Linked DNA regions of Mus musculus: all the other regions are linked to region 1. The links are chromatin loops, found by intact Hi-C in ENCODE. Cell type or tissue: heart. All regions are shown on one strand.

The links. A loop is a pair of places that touch in the nucleus more often than their neighbours do. Peaks named below come from ENCODE experiments on the same cell type or tissue, not always from the same donor. Only the 100,000 strongest peaks of a DNase experiment are listed, where the experiment ranks them.
Region 2: a loop joins it to region 1, with 2.1 times the contacts of the local background. A loop is called at or near these places in 3 of 42 quality-filtered maps.
Region 3: it touches region 1 in a loop (2.1-fold over the local background); 4 of 42 quality-filtered maps call a loop at or near these places.
Region 4: a loop joins it to region 1, with 2.1 times the contacts of the local background. A loop is called at or near these places in 8 of 42 quality-filtered maps.
Region 5: a loop joins it to region 1, with 4 times the contacts of the local background. A loop is called at or near these places in 15 of 42 quality-filtered maps.

The regions. Positions count from the first base shown.
Region 1 is chr16:96,608,945-96,613,944 of GRCm38, forward strand. Dscam (DS cell adhesion molecule) reads right to left here. Exons shown (of 33, transcript NM_031174.4): 31 at 1,348-1,545. Among named protein-coding and RNA genes, the nearest start is that of Gm32509, 110 kb to the right of the region's middle. In heart, a CTCF peak has its summit at 2,073 (motif pointing left); no DNase peak of the experiment used is centred here; H3K27ac peaks cover 251 bases.
Region 2 is chr16:96,388,151-96,393,150 of GRCm38, forward strand. It overlaps Igsf5 (immunoglobulin superfamily, member 5), which reads left to right. Exons shown (of 9, transcript NM_001177887.1): 6 at 2,870-2,894. Among named protein-coding and RNA genes, the nearest start is that of Igsf5, 29 kb to the left of the region's middle. In heart, a CTCF peak has its summit at 3,098 (motif pointing right); no DNase peak of the experiment used is centred here.
Region 3 is chr16:96,531,435-96,536,434 of GRCm38, forward strand. No RefSeq gene overlaps it. Among named protein-coding and RNA genes, the nearest start is that of Pcp4, 66 kb to the left of the region's middle. In heart, a CTCF peak has its summit at 2,406; a DNase peak (open chromatin) is centred at 2,447; H3K4me3 peaks cover 611 bases; H3K27ac peaks cover 346 bases; H3K27me3 peaks cover 2,446 bases.
Region 4 is chr16:96,669,638-96,674,637 of GRCm38, forward strand. Dscam (DS cell adhesion molecule) reads right to left here. Exons shown (of 33, transcript NM_031174.4): 20 at 4,028-4,161. Among named protein-coding and RNA genes, the nearest start is that of Gm32509, 47 kb to the right of the region's middle. In heart, CTCF peaks have their summits at 2,165 (motif pointing left) and 2,368; no DNase peak of the experiment used is centred here; H3K27me3 peaks cover 250 bases.
Region 5 is chr16:96,355,970-96,360,969 of GRCm38, forward strand. No RefSeq gene overlaps it. Among named protein-coding and RNA genes, the nearest start is that of Igsf5, 3.3 kb to the right of the region's middle. In heart, a CTCF peak has its summit at 2,182 (motif pointing right); a DNase peak (open chromatin) is centred at 2,132; H3K4me3 peaks cover 613 bases; H3K27ac peaks cover 408 bases; H3K27me3 peaks cover 367 bases.

The sequences.
Region 1 (5,000 bases):
ATCAATCCCTGGGGCTTTCTGGTACCAGTTTAGCTGAATTAGTGAGTTCCAGGGCCCGTGAGAGGCCCTATCTCAAAAAGTAAGATGTGGGTGATTGAAGAAGACAATGTCAAATTCTGGCCTTTGTGTGTACATATGAATGGATGTGTTCAAGTGCCCACATGTGTGTGTGCTCTCCCACACCACACATACATACACACACCACACAATACATACATACATCACACACATACACACACACGCACACCCCACACACCACACATACACCACATAATATACACATACCTCATACATTTATAAATACCACACACACATACACACACCACACACACACACACTTACACATATACCACACACACCATACATATATACACACACCATGCACACACATATACATACACATCACACACTTACACACACACACCACATACACATCACACATACGCCACACACACACACACAGAGTGAAGACTGACTTTTTCACAAGGCAGAACAGTCCCTGATCTCCAGGTTTCATCCTTTGCTGTTACCAATCTTGATGGGAACGAGAAAATAGGACAAAACCCAGTGCAAACAGGCCTTACAACAAGGCCATGTCACCTCAGTCAAAGTTGTCTCTGTGTTTCAAATCTACAGAAAAGTTTTGAAGTCACCTCTGAGAACCTTCTAAGAGAAATAACGGACATTAAAAATAAATCCCCACAGTGACATGCCACCTTTGGAGCCCTGTTTTTGAAGTGTGTTGTGAAGAGGAAAAAAAAATGAGCATTAAATTTTTCTGTAGCTACTAGATTCAGATATAGCTTTTCAGAGCTTAGAGGAGGTCATGCGCAGAAGTGAAGCCTCAGTGGTTGACACCAGCAGCCTGGTGGCTTGTTTATCTTATAATCAACCTGATTAATTGCCAGAAGGATCAGCCTGTGTTCCTTATAGGGGTGCTGTGACCTTGTTGTGGAAGGATGTGAAGTTCAGGCTCTTAGTCCTGGAGGTGGGAGTGGGTCAGACGCCCTCAGAGCACAATCGGCAATTACTGCCATTGTGTGGGTGAGATGTATGAGTGCTTCTTTCTCTCTGTTGGGTAGGAACTACAGGGAGAGAGAGCAGAATGGGTGGGAGATTCAAGACACCTGCAAAAGAGAGAGATGCATTTCTGCTCAATCCTGCAGAACTCAGTAAGGCCTTGCACACAGGGAAGGCCGAACACTTGGCCTGGGAACTCTCAGAGAAACGGTTGTCATTTGAAAGTGACCTTCATGAGAGAAGTTAGGCAGGAGGTTTCACAGGCTTCCCTCCTCACGGAGCCTGGGAAGCCCTGCTATGACCAAGAAGGGAGCATGCACTGCCCACCTGTGTCTTGTGATGGGCTGACGCTGTAGCTGTCGCTCTCCTTGTCCACGGATCCTGTAGCCCTGGGTGTAGGCAGTCTCCAGTCTGTGGTGAGGGTGTGTGCAGAGATGGTAGGATGGGGTCTGTTGAGCGTCCACTGGCTGGCGTACCGGTTTCTCGCTGTGGGTCCAGCCTTTGCATTCCTCCTGGTGGTGGGATCTGCAACAAATAAGGGGTATTGTGTATCTGTCTTCAGGGGTCAAGCAGAGCAAGCAGCTGTCATCTCCCTCATGACCTACTTACTAAGTTTGCCAGATAGTTAAGTATTTTTAAAAAATCCCATAAGCATAAGAATACCCCGTTTGTGTTTGGAAGCTTCAGATCAGAACATTGTTTGTGGCCATTAACAATGGCCAAAACATCCATTCAAACTTTTTAAATATCAATACCTCCCATAAGACAAGGAAACTTGACCAAATGTGTTTGAACAAGATTTCCTTTCTGAGGTTCATTTACCCTGGTGCAGACTGATCTACTCGCTGCTCCCCACTCCACCTCATGTTATATCCCTCATCTTGACTCCAGGATCATAGAACATGATCTCATTTGGAAAAAAAAACAGTCATTGCATACATAATCAGTCATGAGGAGGTCACAGGGGGGATAGGGTGGGTCCCTATGCTATAAGACTGTTGGACTTATGAAGAGAGAGATACAGGAGGAGGTTGCCCCCTGCAGGGAGAACCAAGAATTGTGTCTGAGTACAGGATGGCCAAAGGCTGTTGAAGCCTTGTTTCAAGTTTACTTCTAAGTTCAGTCAGTACTTTCCATCCAGTTATTTAAGCTGAAGCCCCTGGAGACAAAAATAACACATTTTTTTTTCTGTCCCAACATCCTCTCAGCATGTGACAGTATGTCTCTTGATGAGTATCATGGGAACTTTGATGAAGACTTGGATGGACTATTTAATATGAACAACAAATAGCTAAATGATATCTGGATAGCATGTGTCAACTGTCTATGAAAAATGTCAAGGTCTACGTGTATGTGGGCTACTGCCAGAGCCTTGTATCTTCTTTAAGTCTGGAACTCAGGTCAACAGGTGAATAGGGTAGTGTGGTCTTAGCTCAACACTGGTGAACTAAGAAAAGGGACATATTAGTAGCAACGTGTGTTGGGCCCTGGAGCAGGCCAGAGTATTACCTTTCCTGAAATTCCATGGACCAGGGGAGGTGTTCTGTTCCTTAGAGTGATTTTTCTGGGACTCCAAATGAAAGTAGTTCAGGGTCCTGGAAGGGACTTTTCTACTTCTGAATTTTCTGCTTTTTAGAATGGCATAGTCTGGCCACTTTGTGATCAGCACTGGTGCAGCTATTTCAAAGGAACAAACTGAGACCCAACTTTGGATATGGCTGCTTATGCCCAATTGCATACTTCTGTGAACTCGGATGTCTCTTCAGAGTAGATGCAAGGGTCTGTCTTTAGAGCTGTCTATACGGCTGGCTCACAGTAATTGTTGGGATTGGTACTTAGCCTGGAGTCGCTTCACGGATGAACAATGGCAGTTTAGGCATGACACAGCTCTTCTGCCCGTCTGCTCAGGCACTGTGTCTTACTTGACCAGATGTGGCCTGATCCTGGCTGTCTGGGTCTGTAGTTGGGTGTGCACAGGACCGTGGCTTGTCCATAATTGCCACTGGAACATGAAATGCTGACACGGGGCATCAGGGAAAAGCCTTTCTTTGCAAGTGGAAGATTTTCCCCTTTGCAGATTTCTAGTTATTGGTCTTTGAACTAATCTATCATTCTAGGATTTAGGAGAGGAACATAAAGAAGATGGCCAAATCAATATTTTTAAGATTCTCTGGGTCATCAAAAGACCCAGTGCTGCTGCATGCTTTTGGCTACATTGATTTTTTTTTTTAAGGGCACATTTCATCTCTTGCAAAAATTCCATAGAAGGCGGCCTTATTAGAAGATAGTTTCTGTCTTTGATGTGAATGCAAACGAGCTATGCCAAAGTGTTGGAGCCCTGTGCACAACAAGGTGTGAATGATAATTGCGAGTTTTCCCAGGGAAGAGGAACATTCCAGAGAGGTCCTCCACAGAGAGAAAAACAGTGTCATGGGTAGGAGTCTAAATGTCTTCCAGGCACTATTGACTTGATAAGTGGAGCTTAAATAGTACAGCTTGTTATTTAAATGCTAATGAGTCTTTTCTAGAAAATTACCCAGCCCCTTATGTAAGTTTTGAGGAATCTCATTTTTTATTCCTTGGGTTTCAAATTGCAGCCACACTTGTTGAGGATTTTGGGTGCTCTCTCGGAATAGATGCCCGGGCTAGGGCAGACTCAAAGTCCCTAACTCTCTTCTCAAGTCTCCAAGTTTCTCACCCGGGTTCCGTGCCTTAGAAAGCTCGTTTCTCAGTGTGGAGTTCAGGTCTTCCTTCCCCACCGAGACCTCCCTATTTGGAAAATTTCTATTCAGAGCTGCAACTCTTTTCAAGTTAATTCTATTCATTATCCCAAGTCCCCCTGGATGAGGACAGAGCTAGCAGTGGCCTGATAAATGTTGAAAATATAGGTCATGGTACCAGTTTTCTGAGCCGCAGGCCACAGTTCTGCTCTGTGCTACGCAGGTGTCCCAGGGTTAGAATCGTGTCAGGATGTGGGAAGGCAAGGATATCTGACACACTTTAAAAAAAAAAAAAAATAACCAGGTTTTAGCAACCCTTATTTTGTATCTGAATTGAACTTGATGTGGTCGCTTCCAACAGCGATATAAATACTTGGATTTTGCTCGATGGTAACTTTGCTTATCTAGGGATTTTTCTGCCCCTGCATGGAAGATTCTTTGCCAACCTCCCAAGCCTCTAATATAAATACAACTTAGTGATTAAGCAGCATGCTTGCCAAGCAGCCAATGAGTTAGAGGACAGGGGTATAAATAACTCCTGACCTTTCAACTCTGGGTCTAATTCTGCATTAAGTTTTCTGCCCATTGAATCAAATTATTTTAATTATCCCAAATTCAGGATCAGAGAGGATTGTGTGGGTAACAGGTTGGTTACAAAGCATGTCATGTGTTGTATGCTCACTGGATTAGTCTTCCTTTAATCATCTGCTATCCGTCCTCAGGTCTCAGAGATGAGGCCTCAGCTATGCACGGAGACCTCAGTGGCCTTCCCATGCATAACAGTCAATCATTTCCCTACTTAAGTAGCAAACGTTTATCCAGGGTTTATGGTGCATTGGATCATGGGATCACCCTGCCCACAGGAGCTATTTTCTTCCTGCACACTCTCGTACCATTCTGGGTGACAGAGTATATATTCAGGGTTGTAGTAATAAGGATTCAATGTATGTTTTAAGCTTTTTATCATTATTTGGATATAACCTACTCACATCTTCCTATGTGTTTTTTAAAAATCATTTCTATGTGAATTAAAAGTCAGTATAATGTAAATGCTAGGAAATCAGTTATTATATTGTATTGTTAGGGTGTGGTGTATGGGGGAGTTGAATCTACGGACAAAAAAGGAGTAGATATGAGAACTCATGATATGTATATGATATATGTATTTGTACACACATTCATGTATATTGACCTGTGTGTTGTATAAGCCTGCTTTAGTTCCCACATGTCCTTTATGTAGTAACATCTATTCTCAGTGGT
Region 2 (5,000 bases), 220 kb before region 1:
AGCTGGGGCAGAGGTAATGGCAACATCACAAAACAGAACTGAAACCAAGCAATGAGGCCTTCAGTCTTAGAAAGCAACCACAGGGTGCAGAGAAGAGAGGGCCCTTCCTCTAGGGCAGTGCTTCTCAACCTTTGGGTTACGACCCCTTGAGGGGGGCGTCACATATCAGATATCCTGCATATCAGATGTTTACATTAGGATTCATACAGTAGCAAGATTACAGTCATGTAGTAGCTATGAAAATAATTGTGTGGTTGGGGTCACCACAACATGAGGACCTGAGTAAAGGTTCACAGGACACATATGCATGTGTGTAATTGTATGTGTATATATGTGTGTATGCATGAATGTAGTTGAGAACCACTGCACTATGACCTGCTGAACTCCTCTCAGAGACCAGGCTGTTCCCATACCTGAGAAAGTGATGACTCAGACTTTTGTGATGGCCTGGGTTACTGGACTCCCGTCCTTATTTGTAAGGACAGGCAGCTGTGGTGATGTGTCATTTAGCATGCAACAGCTTTTCTAGAATAACATCGGTTGGAACACGCCTCAGGGCAGTTTCCTATTCTGAGGTATTCTAAATGTTCCATTGTGGGTTTGGGACTGAGTCTGCAGAGACACCCCCAGCGGTGTGGAAGCTGCTGGTTTGGTGGTCAGGTTTAGAATGGTGGATGGTTTGTCTTAGAGTTTGACAGTTTGAAACTTGAGTTCGAAAGCATGATTTGACATGTGGCAGCTCAGAACATTCTAAGTGCTGAATCTATGTCTTTTTCTCTGATTTGAATGCTTTCTGCCGTTAAATTATTTTTTGTTAAGAACAGAGTTTCAATGTTTGGGTGTCTGTCACTTGTCTTGCATTGTTAAGTTTGTGATCACTTAGTGTGTGCACCAGGTGTGAGCTACTGACTCTTTTCTATTGATCTTTCTCTCAGTGAGACATGCCAGATATCATGCAAGTTCATCACAAGATTACGCATAAGTTCAAATCATAAATTGAAATAGAAATTTACAACAGAGAATGTTTACATGCATATCCATTAGGAGTAATTATCTGGCTAAACATCCATCATCTGTCTGAGCTCCACAGGTTCATGGAGAGTTTAAAAACATAACTAACTTCTTAGTGAAGTTTTGTACAGATAAACCTAGTCAAAATTCTTCTGTCCTAGCACCTATAATAAATTGTTAGTTCCCTTTTTATGACATTTGGTTAGTGGCTTTACAACCTTTTGGAATGTGCTCTGAGTAGTAGATGCCTGCTCACTATTTCAGAAGTAATTAACTGGTGACACAGGAAGACTGGCAGAGTCCTCAAAGCAGTTTTGACCTAATAGCAGGTCAGAAAGGACCTAATAGAAGTCCCACTATAAAAGAGCTTAATAAATACTGATATGATTTTAGATGTTCTTATAGGATCATCATTAAGAATTAAGAAGCTGTCTATATAGCACCACTACAAGACATCTTGTAGCATCTTTGTTTTTCTGCAGAGATCTGCTCAAAAGGGTAGGCTAATACCTAGTGATTGTTATATATGTTTAATAATAACAGGAAAAGCATATTAATAGCAGGAATCTTTCCTAGAATGATTTTCTCCTAGGCCTTGCCTATCAGAGCAAATCCACCATGGATTATTAATCCAAGGTGGATCATCTCAGGAAGATCACTTGCTAGTTTTTAGCTTGTCCTATGTCGGCTTCTGACAATGTAACTTCAAGGTGAAAGGCCCATGAGAGGCAACAGAGACTTTGGAGACCAGCATTGGGGTGCAGATCTGAGTTTATTGCACAGCACATAAGTTTATATACAGCATTTGAACCCATCCCAAGACCCTAAATCATTAGGAAATCATATCTAGCCACACAGTCACTGTGTCCAATGAAAGCCCTGCCTGATGGGGTTACTCAGAAGGAGTGAGGGGAGCATCTTCACCTGTTAGAACTTTCATGTTAGGACTTCTGTATTATGACTTCTGTGAAGACGGAGAAGCAGCCACCACCCTGGCTTTTGTTCCTTTTTGCTGTCTCACTGGTGTTCTTGGAGCTATCTTAGATCTAATGCTGTGTTCTTGGAGCCATCTTAGATCTAATGCTGTGCGTGGCAGATCTGGAATCTTTTCAAGGAGTAGCAGGAGCCTCTGGTGCCTCGCTTTCCATCCCACTTTTTCCTTCACAAGGTTGACCTCCACATCCCCACATGTGTGTGTATGTGTAATGTGTGGCAATGGTCTGAATTGACACTACTTGTACGTGAACTTGTATGCGAACCTGATTGAAAATGGTTCTAGCATTAAGGAACTCAGATGTAGAAACTTAAGGTTCCTTCTTTGTCAAGGTACCATAACACTGGTGTCTAAGTCAGATGAGAGTATGCTTTGAGAATATGGTTCTGCTGGGCTGGCATGCAGTGAGCAACCAGTTATGGTGTGGCGAGACAGGACTGGCCAACGATTTAGGGTCTTGAGATTGGTTCAAAGACTGTATAAGCTTATGTGCTGTGCAATGAACTCAGATCTACACCCTGATGCGGTCTCCAAACAAGTGACTGGCTCTGTTACTTAGAACGTTTCTTGGTGATGGAACTTGTAAAATCTTGGCTATCAAAGTCAATTAGTATTCACTAGTTATACAGGGCGGCATCTACTATCTTTCAAGTACCTATAGAGTATTTATTTTTCTGATACTGAACCTATTTTCTTTGGGCTTAATCATTTAGTAACTCAGTGCAGGGTCGCTTTGCATACAAACTGGGTCTAAGCGAGGATTTTCAAAGTCAGGGAGTCAATTAAAAAATCAGTGAGAATTTATTTTTAGAACCCCTATCCTCATTTTGCTAATGGGACTTTCTCTCCCTCTTTATTTTTCAGAATCTACTTATCAAAATGAAATAAGGTAAGAAAGGTAAAATGGAAAGGTAAGTCAGAAGCAGGGGGCAACAGGGTGTGAGTGTTTATAGCACTCAATAAGTACTGATATAGAATACTCTGAAAAACATGCCAATTACAAATTTATAAAGTAACCCTACTTGTAGAATAACAGAGACCAATATAGGTAGGTGAACTGTCCCCTGATCACCTGACATTTGCAACTCTCTCCACAAGAGGACACTGTACACTGTGACTGTTGGCAGTGGTCCTGCCTACATTAAGTCAGGCACCTGCAGAAGTTGCACTTGGACTTGAGAGTTGTTGCAGGACAGCAAGCCAAGCCAGACAGATGCCTATAAGGTATGTGGTATTGTTCTAGTAGAAAAATTAGGTGCATTCAGTGGCTTGTCCCAGCACTGAGAAGAGAAGAATGAAAAATTTCTCCCATTTCCATAACCATTCACAGTGGCTGCAAATACTTTTGAGGGAACTGAGTCCAGATTCACAGGAATACACAGTAGCTGGTGTGATCACAGGAATGCATGATAGCCAGTGTGTTCACAGGAATACATGATAGCTGGTGTGTTCACAGGAATACATGATAGCCAGTGTGTTCCCAGGAATACATGATAGCCAGTGTGTTCCCAGGAATACATAGTAGCAGGTGTGTTCACAGGAATACATGATAGCTGGTGTGTTCACAGGAATACATGATAGCTGATGTGTTTACAGGAATACATGGTAGCCAGTGTGTTCACAGGAATACATGATAGCTGGTGTGTTCACAGGAATACATGATAACCAGTGTGTTCCCAGGAATACATAGTAGCAGGTGTGTTTACAGGAATACATGATAGCTGGTATGTTCACAGGAATACATGGTAGCCAGTGTGATCACAGGAATACATGATAGCTGGTGTGTTCACAGAAATACATGGTAGCCAGTGTGATCACAGGAATACACAGTAGCTGGTGTGTTCACAGGAATACATGATAGCCAGTGTGCTCACAGGAATGCATGATAGCCAGTGTGCTCACAGGAATACATGATAGCCAGTGTGCTCACAGGAATGCATGATAGCCAGTGTGATCACAGGAATACATGGTAGCCAGTGTGTTCACAGGAATACATGATAAACAGTGTGTTCACAGGAATACACAGTAGCTGGTGTGTTCACAGGAATACATAGTAGCAGGTGTGTTCACAGGAATACACAGTAGCTGGTGTGTTCACAGGAATGCATGATAGCCAGTGTGCTCACAGGAATACATGATAGCAGATGTGTTCACAGGAATACATGACAGCCAGTGTGTTCACAGGAATACATGATAGCAGATGTGTTCACAGGAATACATGATAGCCAGTGTGATCACAGGAATACATGGTAGCTGGTGTGTCCACAGGAATGCATGATAGCCAGTGTGATCACAGGAATACATGGTAGCTGGTGTGTTCACAGGAATACATGGTGGCAGATGTGTTCACAGGAATGCATGATAGCCAGTGTGATCACAGGAATACACAGTAGCTGGTGTGCTCACAGGAATGCATGTAGCAAGTGTGTTCATGGGAATACATGATAGCCAGTGTGATCACAGGAATACATGATAACTAGTGTGCTCACAGGAATGCATGATAGCCAGTGTGATCACAGGAATACATGGTAGCTGGTGTGTTCACAGGAATGCATGATAGCCAGTGTGTTCACAGGAATGCATGGTAGCCAGTGTGTTCACAAGAATACATGATAGCTGGTGTGCTCACAGGAATGCATGATAGCCAGTGTGCTCACAGGAATGCATGTAGCAAGTGTGTTCATGGGAATACATGATAGCCAGTGTGATCACAGGAATACATGATAGCTAGTGTGCTCACAGGAATGCATGATAGCCAGTGTGATCACAGGAATACATGGTAGCTGGTGTGTTCACAGGAATGCATGATAGCCAGTGTGTTCACAGGAATGCATGGTAGCCAGTGTGTTCACAAGAATACATGATAGCTGGTGTGCTCACAGGAATGCATGATAGCCAGTGTGCTCACAGGAATGCATGTAGCAAGTGTGTTCATGGGAATACATGATAGCCAGTGTGATCACAGGAATACATGATAGCTAGTGTGCTCACAGGA
Region 3 (5,000 bases), 78 kb before region 1:
CACACCCTTCTCTGGTTCAGATCCGATACTCTTCTTCCTGAGGTGGATGAGGTAAAACTGACTTGTGGGAGAGAGTAACTTCCAGCTCTGAGTACCTGTTCATGGGAGAAATTTATGGTTTGTTTGAAACAGAGATAATGCCAGGGACCTCGGGTCAACTCTATTTTCCATATGTAAGGTTTGTGAGGGGTCAGATCTGCAACAACATACGTCGGTTCTAATAGCTAACGAACAGCCTCTCCAGCTTGAAAGGACAGCTGGGAGATGTAATCTGTCTGGATGACCTGGGTCAGATGAAACTGGTTTCTTTCACCCCTGTCCCCCTTCACATCTGTCCCAGCTCCTCTTTTGCAGACTCCATCCATGGGATATTCCCCTTGATGGCGCTGATTGTAGCTTCACAAGCTTTGGTGAGATACTTTGATTCATTCTTGTCCCTTCTACACAAGGTCAGGGACATTTGTTTTATTGGTTGGGATGCTCTTTAAACACTTCACACTTTAGCAAGAGTGAAGATGGCTGGGTATGTAGCTCAGTGGTAACAGGCTTGCCTGGTCTGCATGAGGTTTAGGTTCTCTCGCTAGCACTGCCAACAGTAGTGAGTGAATGAGTTAGCGTGGTGAGCTCTGTACTGGCATTGTTCTCTCCCTCATATCTGATGGGAGAGGCAAAATGATAGGGAAACAGCCTGTGCTTTCCTCTAGGAACCAGCCAAGGAAAACATTGGCTTATCCGAGGTCACAGCAGCCAGTATCCTTCTGTCTTCTGTCTGAAGAAGGTTGTGCAAAGTCCCCATAGTATGCATTTTCTTGACATCCTATTTGCAATGGATAAACATAGATATTAGGGATAGATGGCAGAACTCGGGCACATGTCTATGCTTCCCTATGTTTTCTCCCTAGAGACTAAGCATGTCTGGAAGCTGTGGCTGCCTTGGCAGGGATCTCTGTGCTCCAATCCTGAGGTCCTGCACACTGCCTTCTGCACGTATTCTTCTTCTGAGAACAAGGTTGCCCCTTCCCTCTATTCATCAGCCTTACTGTGGACACCTAGAATATGAGAACAGTGGAACCAGGCTTCAGCAACTATTGTTGTCAGCCTCCTCTGGCCTCAGTCTCTCTCTCTCTCTCTCTCTCTCTCTCTCTCTCTCTCTCTTCATGTGAAATGAACATCTGACCACCAGAGGCAGAGACTAAATGGGCCATCTGTGCGGAGTAATTTCTGTAAGTCAGGTTGTAGTAAGTTGATACACACTTGACATGTGTTGATTGTCTCATGGAATATACAGTGTCCCCATTTTATTGGCGAGGAAATGGAGGCTCAGAGATGATAAAGAGCATACAAGGTCACACAGCTTGAAGGAAGAGGCTGACTCCTTCATAAGTTAGATTTCTCAGCCTCAAGACTTTGAACTCCGTTCTTAACTCTACTTGAGGCATTGAGCATGGACGTGGCTTCCTGTGGATGGTTCCTGTCCATATAGAAGACTCTTTGAATTCTTCTGTGTCTGGTGGGTGTACCCTTGATGTATCCTTCTATGACTGACAGAGTGTAACTTGATGCATCCTTCTGTGATTCACACTGTTTGGAATTTACAGCCTCCAAATCTCATTGGTAGAATAGAATTAGAGCCACCTTAATCCCCAAGATTGGTGAATATGTTCCTGTCTGTGTTGGGGGTGCTTTCGGGATATGACTAAAATCAGGATTTTGAGGTGAAAAGACTCCACAGCATCATAGGGTCTTTCTATGAGGAACCAGGAGGATGCATGTTGGGAAAGGAGCTCGGATGATAATAGTGATGTTAACAGGATGAGCTTTGAGGTTGTGGAAGAAGACATGAGCCGAGGACTGCAGCTGGTGTCTAGAATCTGGGAGAGGCAAGAAGATGGATCATCTCAGTGCCTCCGGGAGAAACCATCCCTGCTTAAACTTGAGTCTGCCTTATAGACTAAGAGTTATCCCCCTAGAATAGTAGCTGTGAGTTTGTGTTATTTGAAGCTACTGGGTGTATGTCACTTCCTTACAACAGGATACGAACAGTGGCGTTGTGTCCTATCCTTTGTGTCTTGATGCAATGATCACTTTTAACACTAGTGTTAATCATGTTTCAGCTCAGCTAGTGAGGGGTCTCCTGAAAGGGGGGAACATGAGTTACTCAGACGAACAAATGGTTAGGATGGGGGGTAGTCATTACTTATCTGCTTGGCATTAAAACTGGCCCCAGTCATGTGACCTCAGACCCTGTCTTACCAGCCCTCATCTCTGAGGAGGGGAGTCGTAGCCGCATTACCACCCCACAGTCTGCTGGGAGCCCTTCAGGAGATGCCGATGGCTACAACAAGCCAGAGGCATCTGCAGCTGCTTGACCAGATCGTGGCAGGAGAGCTCCAGAGATGGCCTGTAGCCAGCCCTGGCTGTCAACACTAATTTTCTCCGGCTTGATGGAGCTCAGCCTATTTTGTGTGGCTTGCCCGCCACCAAGTCAGCAGCCCCTGCACAATCAGGGTGCTGAGCCAAGCTGATAAGCAGGGCTGTGGTGTGGTTATCTCTGCCACTGCAGAGCTGAGAGCTTCGGGGAGGAGTGGATGTAGGGTGTGTTTCCGCCTACATTGCTGCTGCTGCTGTTCCTGCAGCACCTGCCTCCCCAGGACAGTCCAGCTCCTAGAGGAGGGGTGCAGCCCTCTCCATGCTCCCGAGGTCATGGGGTGGTAGTACAGTGGTGCAGAAGACTCGGGGTTGGGGAGTACTGACTCATAACCGTTGTAAGTATGCGGCAGTGAAGGAGCTCTGTGGAGCTCTTCATGGGGTTGCTGGGCTCAGCTTCTGTGATTGTCAAGATGAGGAGAGGCAGTGGGAAGCTCCCTTCTGAAGAATCAACACTGACTCCAGCTCCCCTTCCCTCTGTCACCCCATCCTCCTCACTGAGCTCCTTCTATGATTCATGTTTATAGACCTGAAATGACCTCCAAGGGCCTCACTAAACCCTGCATTTTATAAAGATGCCAGTCAGACACATGGCTTGCCCATGGCTGAGTCTAAGCCCTACTAGGATGTCCAGTAGGGTCAATACTTCTTCTGCTAGGGACTCACTCTGCCAGGCTGATGAGACCCATCTACGGCTTTCCATCAGAGATGGAAACTCTAGGCATGCTCCTAGGGTGTTCCAAGAACATTGCTTAAACTCCCTGGGAACAGAAACAGAGGGAAGATCAGAAGGTGGCTTGTCCCATTAGTATTCCAGGGCACAGCTTCTATGAGTGTGTTGAAAGGTAGATGGCTAAGATTTAAGCTCAGCACATTAACCTGGACCCAGAGTAACAGTGGCATTATCAAGAAGGACCCTTTACTTCAATAGCCTCAAGGGATGCCTTTTACAGACGTGTTGTGGGTCAGAGGCAGAACAGCCTTCTTCAGCCATCCTTAGGGTTCTAGCTTTCCCCCGTGTTTAGATGGATTGCCATTCTGTTTAGTTCCAGGTTCGGGAGGACAAGGTGAGGGGCACCCAAAAGGATGAAGCTAGAGGAACAAAGTGCAGTCTCTGTCACAAGGTTTATAGGTGCACATCTGTGGTATGAGTTCTTCAGATTCTCACTGGTACTGTGACGTTTCCTGCAGATGTGCTCACAGCTGCCCATATCTCTCCAGAACATGAGCATCCAATTGTATCAATGCTCCCCATGTCCTGCACACAGGGCAACCGGAAGTTACTAGCATTACTGGTAGCTCAGTTCCTGGTTGCTGCCTGATTTGACTCGGAAGATGAATACCCAGCTCTCTTGATCATTAGCATCTCTGAGACTCCAGAGATCCTTGGCGGGAGCAGTCCTTCATTGCACAAAGTTGTCTGCTCAAAGATCCAGTCTTCTTCAACCTTCCTTCCTTCCTTCCCTGACTCATGTCCACACTTCACCCACCCCAGATGCTCCCTCAGCCTTTCAAGCAAATCACTTGCATGCAAAACCTTGCCTCAAGGTTTCCTTCTGGGCGACACTAACCCAAGACATATGGCGAGGGAGATGTGTGGGCATTTTGAGCCAACACTCGGAGGTTCCAAGAATTCTAGAGCCTTCAGAGCATATGCTGTGTTTACATCATGTTTTTCACAACTCAGAAGAAAGCAATCTCTTAAGACCGGAATGGACACTTAGTTTTCAGTCAACTGAAAGTTGTTTCCCTACTTTGAAGGGCAGGCAGCCCCACAAGGGCCAAGGAGGGTGAGGCAGGGTGGTGTGGCCAATTTGCCTTCTCAGATCCAAGTCCTTGGGATGTGGAGACACTGGGCTCTACTTTCCCAGAAGGTACATTCCAATGAGAAGCTGAAGATGTGAATCTTTGAGGAAGGTAGAAGAGAGCAGGAAGGAATCACACCATGTGTCACCGTGAGGCTCATATTTGTGAAAACATGAATATGCTCTTGAGAAATGGAGAGCTCTCCAGGGCTGGGCTGGGCACAACTGGCGACATCTAGGGATTACTAGAGAGGGAGAAATGACCCTCAGGGAAGAGGGCAAAATCTATAATGTAAATGTATTCCTGTGTCTCTCATTGCTTGGCTGAAGGGACTTAAACCATCACCCTTTTCCCTTGGTTCCTTGGAAATCTCCCAGGAACATTGACTCTCTTCTTCCTGGTTGGCAGGAGTGAACTTCCAGTGTTTCAAGAACACTGTTTTCTTTCCTGGTAGACTCTGCTCTCTGGGGAGGACATTTCTCTGCACACAGGGGCATTCTGTCTTGCCCCAAGTTGTCTCTGCTTCTTCTAGGACTACATTTATCTGGTTTTAGTTATTTATTTTTATTGAAGATTCTGCTACCTCTGCCCTCAAACTATTTTCAGTACCCTCCTCCCTTCATCTGTCTGTATGTCTCTGTCTGTCTTTGTCTCTGTCTGTCTTTGTCTCTGTGTGTGTGTGTATGTGTAGGTAGTTATTCTTGCCCCCTTCAAGGTTCTCAGCCTTCAGGAAAATTTAACCTTAAGCCTTTTACCCACACTACCCT
Region 4 (5,000 bases), 61 kb after region 1:
TGGGTAAGACTCTAAGTGATATCTGGCCAGTGATTTCTGGAGAACCATTTAATCCCCCTCATCAATTTTTCTGTAATTTGTTTCTTCTGTTATAAGTCCTGCCTGGGTATTTTCTCGAGTGAATGGAGCATAGAGCTAAGTTGATACCAACTCACAGTGTCCCTGAGCATGAGAGAGGAAAGCCATTTGCTGGCACAGGCTGCTAATGCACAGCCTGGCTGCACGCAGCGTATTTCAGCTTCTGCTGAGGCATGAGTCCAGAGCCTGGCTCAGTGCGTGGTGTAGGGTGGTGTTCTATTCCTTCCTGCATTTGTTAAACAGAGGAATCAGCCAATCTGATAAGGATCGGTAGAGAAGTAATCAAACCTAAGTCTGGATTCTAGTTGGAAGATAAGAGTGTGGTTAGAATATTAACAACCCCAGGAAACAGGAATGGTGGGGCAATGAGGTTGAGCTGGGTCTGCCATATTGGAAGTGGCATACAGGTGGCCTCTTGCTCAGGATGTTAGTATTTAGAAAACCAGTGCTATACAAGATGGAACTCACGGCTGGAGGTGCCAAGATCCTGTGGCTAGATATGTCATATGCCCTAGGGAAGTACCTACCTACTGCTCTTGTTCTGATAAATAAGCATAGTATTATACTGATTCCTAATAACTTATTGTGGTACTTGTAGATTAGCAAATCTCTCAACCTTCCTCAGAGGAATGTCTCCTTGCAGTAAATGTTGATTAACACAGAGACCCACAAACTGGATGTTGTGTAGAGAATGAGATACTGCAAAATGCCCAGCCATAAATGGGATATCTATGCTACACTCAGTCTTCCCAAGGCTGGATCATTATGGAAAGGAAAGCAGAAAGACTTTAACAGGCAGGGGTAGTAGATAATTGTAATGAAACCACGTTTTCTTGACGTGACCTGACATTTGTTCATACGAATTTGCAGCATTTGGGACAGCATGCAACTTAAACCAGACAACATCCTAGCACAAAGTCCCATCTGCATCTGAGGAGCTAGTGACAATAGGTAATAGCTGCTGGGAAAAGGAGAGACATTTTTTGTTAAAGGCGTGGTCCCTGGTAGGTAGATCACACTCTAGGGGCTGGGCCCACACCCAGGAGTATCTGAGCACAAATTGGACTCAATGGATTTTTTAAAAAGAGGTCAGGAAGTTGAGTGGGCAGGGAGGAAGTGAATAGATCTGGAAGGAGTTAGGTTGGGGAGCAAATATGATCAAAATACATTATGCACAATTCTCAGGGAATTAATATAATAATTAATACAATAATTCTTTAAATAGTTGTCAGGGTTATATATAAAAATGTGGACTTAGCTTCAGGAAATAGTACCTCCTGCCTACTTGGTGCCCTTGGAGGCCAGAAGAAGACATCAGATCCTCTGAAATTTGAGTCACAGGTGTTTGTGGGCTGTTACTCGGGTGCTAAGAGTCGAACCTGAGACCTCTGCAGGAGAAGCAAGTGCTCTTAACCAGGGAGCCACTACTCTAGCCCCTAATATAAGACTTTTAAAAGTTATCACAATTCTCTGGGTTTTTATTGTTCATAATAGTGTTGAGTTATTGTTATTGTTGTTTGTTTGTTTGTTGTTGTTGTCGTCTAGCTGGTATCCTGAGGTTCTGATTACATGAACTTGGGGGCTGTGTTGTCATTCTCTCTGGTTGGAAAGCTGGTGTCTCAGTGCATTTCCTGGACTTTTTGAGGTGGATGAATGTTTTATTAGATCTGCTTTTAAACAGCCGAAGAACAAATCTGGTTAATTTACAGCTAATGCGACATGTCTGGCTACATCCAAGGTCTTTAGTGATGTTGTCTTTCGCAGATCTGAACTGGGAGAATAAAGTGATAAAGTGATATAGCTGCCTATTGTTAAATAGGTGTTATGTGTACTGGAGAACAAACACCTCTTTTTAAGGAGGTCTTAGTAAGAACAGTTGTGCTAGGGAACTTGGGGGGCAGGGGACACATTGCCGAGGAGCTACGCCAAGGGACTCATAAAAGAAGATCAAATTAGAGGGCACACCATGTCCTGATTTATCTTCCCATGTTCTACATTCAACTATGAAATCATTTCAAGGGGTGGGGGCATGAAAACACCAGACTGAGGCACAAGAAAAATGACCAGAACTTGTGCTGCCCTCTGCTGTCCATTAATACACATAGCAGAAATGTTCCTGTCTCAAAAAGAAAATGAACACTCCGGCATCCACAGTGCTGGAAGCTGCTAAGAATGCTCCTGGAGGAGAAAAGAATCATAACTCTCACCCGGTTATATACTCTGTGAGCTACAATAGCAATCTGCCTGCGAGGTATGCCCACTGAGGTAATAGTGGAACAAATATCACCGAATTAACAAACCACTCATTGAGATGGAACCCACACCTGATACTGTTAATGAGGCCGATAACATGCGATTAGATATGTCATGGTCCTGGAAAAACCAACTACTTTTCTGCAAAATCAACACAGCAATGAAACCACTCCTGATGACATATTTTATACCCACAGGTCACTGCAATGTTCAACCTCCCTCAGGTTAAACATCCTGATGATGCGTTTTGCATGCATGCATGCCTGTGCACCACCTGTCTACTTGGTGCCCTTGGAGGCCAGAAGAGGACAGCAGATCCTCTGGAACTTGAGTCACAGGGTATTTGGGCTGCTATGTGGATGCTAAGATTCGAACCTGAGACTTCTGCAAGAGAAGCAAGTCGAACATTACCCAGCTAAATAATAATCAACACAGAGATTCACAACTGGACAGTGTGCAGAGAGTGCTCCACTTTGGAGCCCTCTGCCCTAAGTGGACTGTCTTTATCAAATTCCTTCCTTCAGGGCTCAGAGATCTTTGTGGGACAGGAAGAAGAACGACTGTAAGAGCCAGAGGGGTAGACAACTCTAAGAAAACAGTGTTCCAGACACAACAAGTCCGATGCACATATGAACTCAGAGATAGTGGCAGCACAAATAAGGCCTGATGCACAGGTTGAAGTCATTTTCCCTCCCCAAGTTGCTTTTGCTCACAGTATATATCAATAGAAACCCTACACAGTAGCACATGTACTCAGCCAGACTGGATGCCCACTAAGTTTCAAAGATATGGCTATTTCTGCCTCTCCAGAGCTGGGATTATTTGTGTGTGTGTGTGTGTGTGTGTGTGTGTGTGTGTGTGTTGGGGACCAAATCTCACCCCCCCCCCCCGCTTGCACAAAAACACAGCTGAACCACTTCCATAGCCTTCTACATGTTTTTAAGTTTTATGCCAGGAACAGGAGATAGATACAAAGACGGATTAGGCACGATTCCTTCATTTTGACAGTGCCTTAAAATCTTTGTGAAAACATTGTAAATCCAAATCGTTCTTTTTATATTTTCCTTTCTCCAAAATTCCCTCTTTTTCTGATATGCCTTGTTATCTGCCCATGGAAAGTTTAAGTTGATAGTTATTATCCAGCATCATAAACAGTAATGATAATAAATAGCCCAGTTTTAAATGGTGTGTATTCTGACCTCGGCGCCTTTACTAGGCTGAGTCCGCTATTGTAGAGGGCACAGATCCCCACTGCCTTGCGCAGCAGGGGTAGCGCTATAGTACTTTCTCAGTGTGGGTTAGGGCAGAGAAGGAGGGTGGGCTGGAGCATGTGGGGGAGAAGGAGGGAGGAAAGGAGGACATTTAATGCGGAGCCTAGCAGTGCAATCAATAGGTGCTGTCCACTGACTATCAATTAAGGCACAATTACGGCCTGTGCACTCGGAGTTTGATTAAGCCGCTGGCAGTGCCTGGGAAGCTGCCAGATAAACAAGGGCTCTAGGCGAGTGCCCGCGCCCCGCGTAATAAAGCAGGAGTCTTCTGGAGGGAGGTGCAAATGAGGACTTTGCTCTGCATGTGGAGACAACATGACAAGAAAAAAACACCAAGAAGGCCGAGTGGGAGGGAGGCGAGGGAAGAGCATCCTCAGCGAGGTCCTGGGAGATGCTGGGAAAGCTATTGGTTATTCGCCACTTACGGTAGGGTAGGGATGGGAGCAGAACACTGTGTACTTCCGAATGATGCCGTTCAGCTTCAGCGGGGGCAGCCAGGACACGAAGACCATGGAGGCCGAGGCTGCCGCCGCCTTGACACCGGCAGGAGGACCTGGAACTGGAAAATCCAGGGTTAGTCACAGGGTGGAATGTAGCTTCCCATGGCTCCCCAGGTGACACTCTCTCCTCCCAGAGACTGCTCTAGTGGTCTAGCACCAGTGTCCAGGATCCCAGTGTGTCCTCATAACTGAACCATATCAATACACTGAGCCCTAACACTTTATTTGGAGATAGGATCTTTAAAAAAAGGCAACCAAGGCACCGTTTGTAGAGTGCCCAGTCACAACTGGGAAATCTATATCACTTCCTCCAAGGCTTGAGGGAAACTGGGAAAGACAGCAAGAAAAGAGCATAAGACCTGGCAGATGGGCCAGGCCCCTTATAAGAGAGACGAAGGGTTAGAGACAGTGGGTGTCAGAATCCTTTGAAGTGTCAGAATCTTCCTGTCCTCAAGTGAACTGTCATGCTGTTAGGAGTTGTGGGGATGAGGGTGGAGTGAGCGTTGGGGGTGAGGGTGAGGTCCGGGATGAAGGTTGGGGATGAGGGTGAGGTTGGGATGAGGGTAGGGGTGAGGGTGGGATGAGAGTTGGGGATGAGGGTGAAGGTGGGGTAAGGGTGAGGGTGGGGTGGGGTGAGGGCTGAGGAGCATGACAGGAACCCAATGCTGTTGTTTATTGGCTCACAACAGCTGCCCAGGCACATCCCTATATTCTGAGGTCTTAGAATTCTAGACAGGACTGATATACTCACAGGGCACAAAGCCTCCAGTTCCTACTGAAGAGCAATATGGCAGTCGGTTGTGCAAACACACACACATACCACACACACACTCTATCTCACACACACTCCATCTTTAAGTCTATACAGTCATACATCAGCATACTCTCCATGATGGTT
Region 5 (5,000 bases), 250 kb before region 1:
CCGGTAGGCAAGGCCCAGGAGAAAACCATTTTAGGTTAAGATTCCTGCTATTAATATACTTTTCCTGTTATTAGTAAACATATATAACAATCACTAGGTATTAGCCCACCCCTTTTGAGCAGATCTCTGCAGAACTACAAAGATGTATTACTGTCTTATAGTGATGCTGTTTAGACAAATAGATGACTTCTTAATTCTTAATGATGATCCTATAAGAATTCCTAAAATTATATCAGTATTTATTAAGGTCTTTATACTAAGACTCCATTTAGGTCCTTTTCTGATAGTCAAAACAGAAATGAGAACTCTACCAGTCTCCCATATGTCACTAGTTAATTGCTTCTAGATAGTAACCAGACTTTCTACTACTCAGAGCACATTCCAAGAGGTTGTAAAACTATTAACCAAAGGTCATAAAAAGGGAACTAGTGATTTATTATAGGTGCTAGGACAGAAGATAAAATATTGAACATGAACATGAAACTTCACTAATAACTTAGTTATGTTTTTTAACTCTCAGTGAACCTGTGGAGCTGAGACAGGTGTGGGATGTTTAGCCAGATAATTACTCCTAATGGATATGCATGTAGACATTCTCTGTTGTAAACTTCTATTTCAGTTTATGATTTGATGTGCGAACTTGTGAGGAACTTTTTAACATGTGATCATATATTCTGAAAGATGTATAAGTGCTGAAGACAAAAGAGAAGAGTTAGAACTGAGCTGAGGAGAATTTTTTAGACAGAGCTGAACTTAAGAAGAACTTTCAAGTATAGGCATAGCTTTCACAGAAAAGGGATTGAGAGTTAGAGCATTATTTTGGCACCAGAGCAGGAGGAGAGAGCAAGATTAGAAGGAGGATGCAGAGTGGAATAGCTTAGAAACTATAGGTAACATAAAAAACTAAGAGAGCAACGTGCAGAATGCAGAGGGAAAGAGGAAAAAAGAAGAAGCTGCAGAGAGCAGAAGGAGCAGGCAGGCTCCTCCTTACCATGGGACAGAAAAGGTCTTTTGTTGATAACAAGGCAGACTTAGTCTTATTAAAAGAACAAAACTTTCTTCTTACAAACTTGGGTTAAATTCACTTAGTAATAAAAGGGTAGAAGCTTTTTCTTTTGCAATGTAATAAAGATTGGAGCTCATTTTTCATCCAGAATGAGTTCTTTCTGCATCAGTGTTTGGTCTTTTTCTCCATATGCATATGTAAGTATGGATGTGTGTGTGTGTGTGTAATTGTGTGAATGCATGCAAGCTGAGCCCATCTGATCTGAATAGAAATGTATAAATGCACATGGGTGAACCTGTATGTGATTTTATGTGAGATTATACATATTTGCTTATGTAAAAGTTTTTCCTTCTGCAAGTGGCATCCTCTTCTTCTGGTTCAATAGCAGTTTAAGGTTCCAAACTTCCCCCTAGCCTGACAAGCAAGAGGCATCTGGACAATAGGGAAAAGGCTCTAGCAATTAATCCTTTACTTAATCTTCTGCTGTTTTAGGATGAGGTGCTAAGTGCCAGAGACTGAAGTTTCTGGCCTCAGAAGAACACAGAAGGCAGGTCAGCTACAGTAGCATAGTAAATTAGATAAGTAAACGTTTTATTATTTACAGCAACCCTAAATATTCTGTAAGACAAAGTCGCTTCCTTCTCTGCTGCCTCAAGAAGAACCGGCAAGAAATAAGACTCACCTGGGTTTTACTGTAGGGCTCATTCTGGCTGTGAGACACTCTGTGTTTGGACAAACACTTGTATTGTGACATGCATTCAAATCACACCCTCACATGGAGCAGGAAGCCCCTATTTTAACACACGAACGCGCGCGCGCACACACACACACACACACACACACACACACACACACACACACACACACACACACACACACACACACGTTACCGATTCAGCTCTTTCCCTGACTCCTGCCGACCACTGAGCTTTCGTTTAACCTTATAGCGCCAACTGCATTTTCCCCAGAATTGACCCTGAAGAAGTCACTCCATGTACCTTCCTCTCTGATTCACTTCTTACAGTGTTCGTTGCTTACACTAATAAAAGCCGTAAGCAAGCTGGGCGTGGCGAGTATTAGAACTCTGTGAGGTCAGCACGTGGAGGAGCGGGGGTGGGGCGTGGAGGGGAAGGCCAGAAGGTGGAACGTATTCCTCATGCTGCCTCCAGAGGGCAGAATATGCTTAATCATTAAGAATGACTCCTTAGGGCCTGGCTGGGTGCTGATGTGTAATTCCAGTTACTCAGCTGGCTGAGGCAGGCTGAATCCAAGTCCAGGGCCTGGCCAGGACTACAGGATGAGTTTAAGGGAGTCTGGGAAACTTGGAATTTATCTCAAAATAAAAGTAAAGGGGAGAGTGGCATCAGATACCTTTTGGACTAAATGTTTGTGAGCTGCCAGCAATTGAACCTGGGTCCCTGGGTCCTCTAGAAGAGCAGCCAGTGCTAACTGCTGAGCCATCTCTCCAGCCCCTGGATTATAATATATTAAAGAGTTAGAAACTGGTTACTAAGTTGCTACACTTTTACATTTTAAAACAGATATATGCTGGGTTATCCATAGTGTTTGCCATAGTGTGGTGGTCTCAGCCATATTCTATTTCATAAATTTCCTCCTTTTGGGGCCAGTGATGAGTCTCAGTGGGTAAAAGGCTTCTGCTAAACTCAAGGACTTGAGTTAGAGCCCCAGGACCCACTTGGTAGAAGCCGAGAAGTGACCTCTGCAAATTGTCTCTGACCTATGAGACAGATACACACAATAAATATAAAACAAAACATAAAAATAACTTCTTCCTTTTGCTTTCCTGTATTTTCTTATTTCCTGTAGTAAGCGTGAATCACATCTTTAATAAGAAAAATAATTAAAGCTTCTCATTAAAAATTCATAAAGCTTATTTATGTGGGATGGTGAGTTTATAGAGGATTCTCAGTTTCTCCTTTGTGTGACATTGAACCCATTATACAATTTCTATTTCTGGGGGCTGGAGAGACAGCTCAGTGGTTAGGAACACTTGCTGCTCTTGTAGAGTAACACGATTTGGTTTCTGGAATTCTCAAGAGAGTTTACAACCACCCACAATTCCAGTCCAAGGGATCTGCCACCATCTTCCGGTCTCTGTGGGTGCTGCAGGCATGTAGTACACGTATGTCCTAGTTAAGATCTTTACTGCTGTGAGCTGACACCATGACCAAGGCAACTCTTATAAGGACAACATTTAATTGGGGCTGGCTTACAGGTTCAGAGGTTCAGTCCATAATCTTCAAGGCAGGAGCAGGGCAGCATCTAGGCAGGTATGGTGCAGGAGGAGCTGAGAGTTCTACATCTTCATCTGAAGGCTGCTAGGAGAAAACTGGTTTCCAGGCAGCTAGGATGAGGGTCTTAAAGCCCACGCCTACAGTACCACACCTACTCCAATAAGACCATACCTCCTAATAGTTGTCATTGTTCCTGGACCAAACCATAACAACATACAAACATCTAGGCAAACCCTCATACATATAGAATAAAATGCAAACTTTAAAAAAATTGGTATTTCTGGTGGCAGGATAGAGTTGAACATTGGCTCAATTATTTCATAATTTTTAAAAACAAAAACATCTCCAGTGGTCGTATAAATAAATTCCTTGGGGCTGGTGAGATGGCTCAGTGGGTAAGAGCACCGGACTGCTCTTCCGAAGGTCCGAAGTTTAAATCCCAGCAACCACATGGTGGCTTACAACCATCCGTAATGAGATCTGACTCCCTCTTCTGGAGTATCTGAGGATAGCTACAGTGTACTTACATGTAATAAATAAATAAATTCCTCAGGAGAAAAAATAAAGATAAAATGGCGGCTGTCTTGAAAGTCTGTAGTGAAACACGTGCTGAAGGTTTTATTTAATGCCTCAGTTAATGAGGGAACCGCCATGATGTTGGAGCAGAATCATCAAAGAGCTCAAAAAGAATGCTTGTTACTCACACTTTCATAGGCACACTCGTGTCCCAGAGCTGAGGGACGAAAGAGTTCCTTCTAAGAACTTAGACACCTCTGAGGTCCTTTCCCAGTCCCAAGCTTCTCATGGATTTCCCCCTGTGCCTTTGTATAGCTGAATATAAAAACCAAGCCTAGCCAGACCTTCTGGGACCTTCTGTGCTCACATCTGAGACCACCCCAGCTCTGCCCCTGCATTCAGGACCTTCTGACCTCTTTATGTCACAGGATCCCAGTCCTCCTGTCATTACAGGCTACCTGATGCACATTATTCCCTCTGCCCAAGGACTGACTGGCCGTTTCCTCAGTCCAGCTTTCTTTCCCTGACCACCTAGCATGCCCACATCCATCTGAGGCCAGTCCTGGTTTCCTGGGGCTTCCCAGTCCCCCGCAACCCCACCACTTTCCTTTAAAACCTCCCTGGCATCTGAATTGCTTCATGAATATGTGTTATGCAGATTTGAACTTTGTCAATTTAAAATAGCAAGGGCCAAAAATATCATGAAAAGTTTCTCTTTGTGCTCAAACGTAGAATTGACGCAAATCTCTCAAACGCACACAGTGCCTCAGGACAGCAGACCTTCAGACATGTTTGTAAAGATCCCTAGGTAGTGTTTTCTGGAATAGGAGCATCTCTGAGAGAGAGGGTCTCATGGGGGTTGGAAGGAGGAGGTCACGGTCCATGCTCAGTCTTCCAGGAAGGACTCCAGGCTGCAGTCCGTGTTCATTTCTCTGGGGGCTGGCAGGAGTGGGGTTCACAGTGCACACTTGGACTTCTAGGGGCTGGCAGGAGGGGACCTCTATCCAGGCTCCTTCCTCCTGGTGCTGCTGAGACGCCTGCGGGGAGGTGTTACAAACGCTCTGCAGGGAAATGAGATCCGCAGACAAAAGGATCTCTATCTAGTTGCAAAGGGAGGAAGGGATAGTTTATCCTGAGACAAATGTGCATGACGCCGGCCAGGGAAACCAGATTCAGTTTCCCTTGAAAGACGGGTTCCATGGTGGACTTTCAATCACAGAACA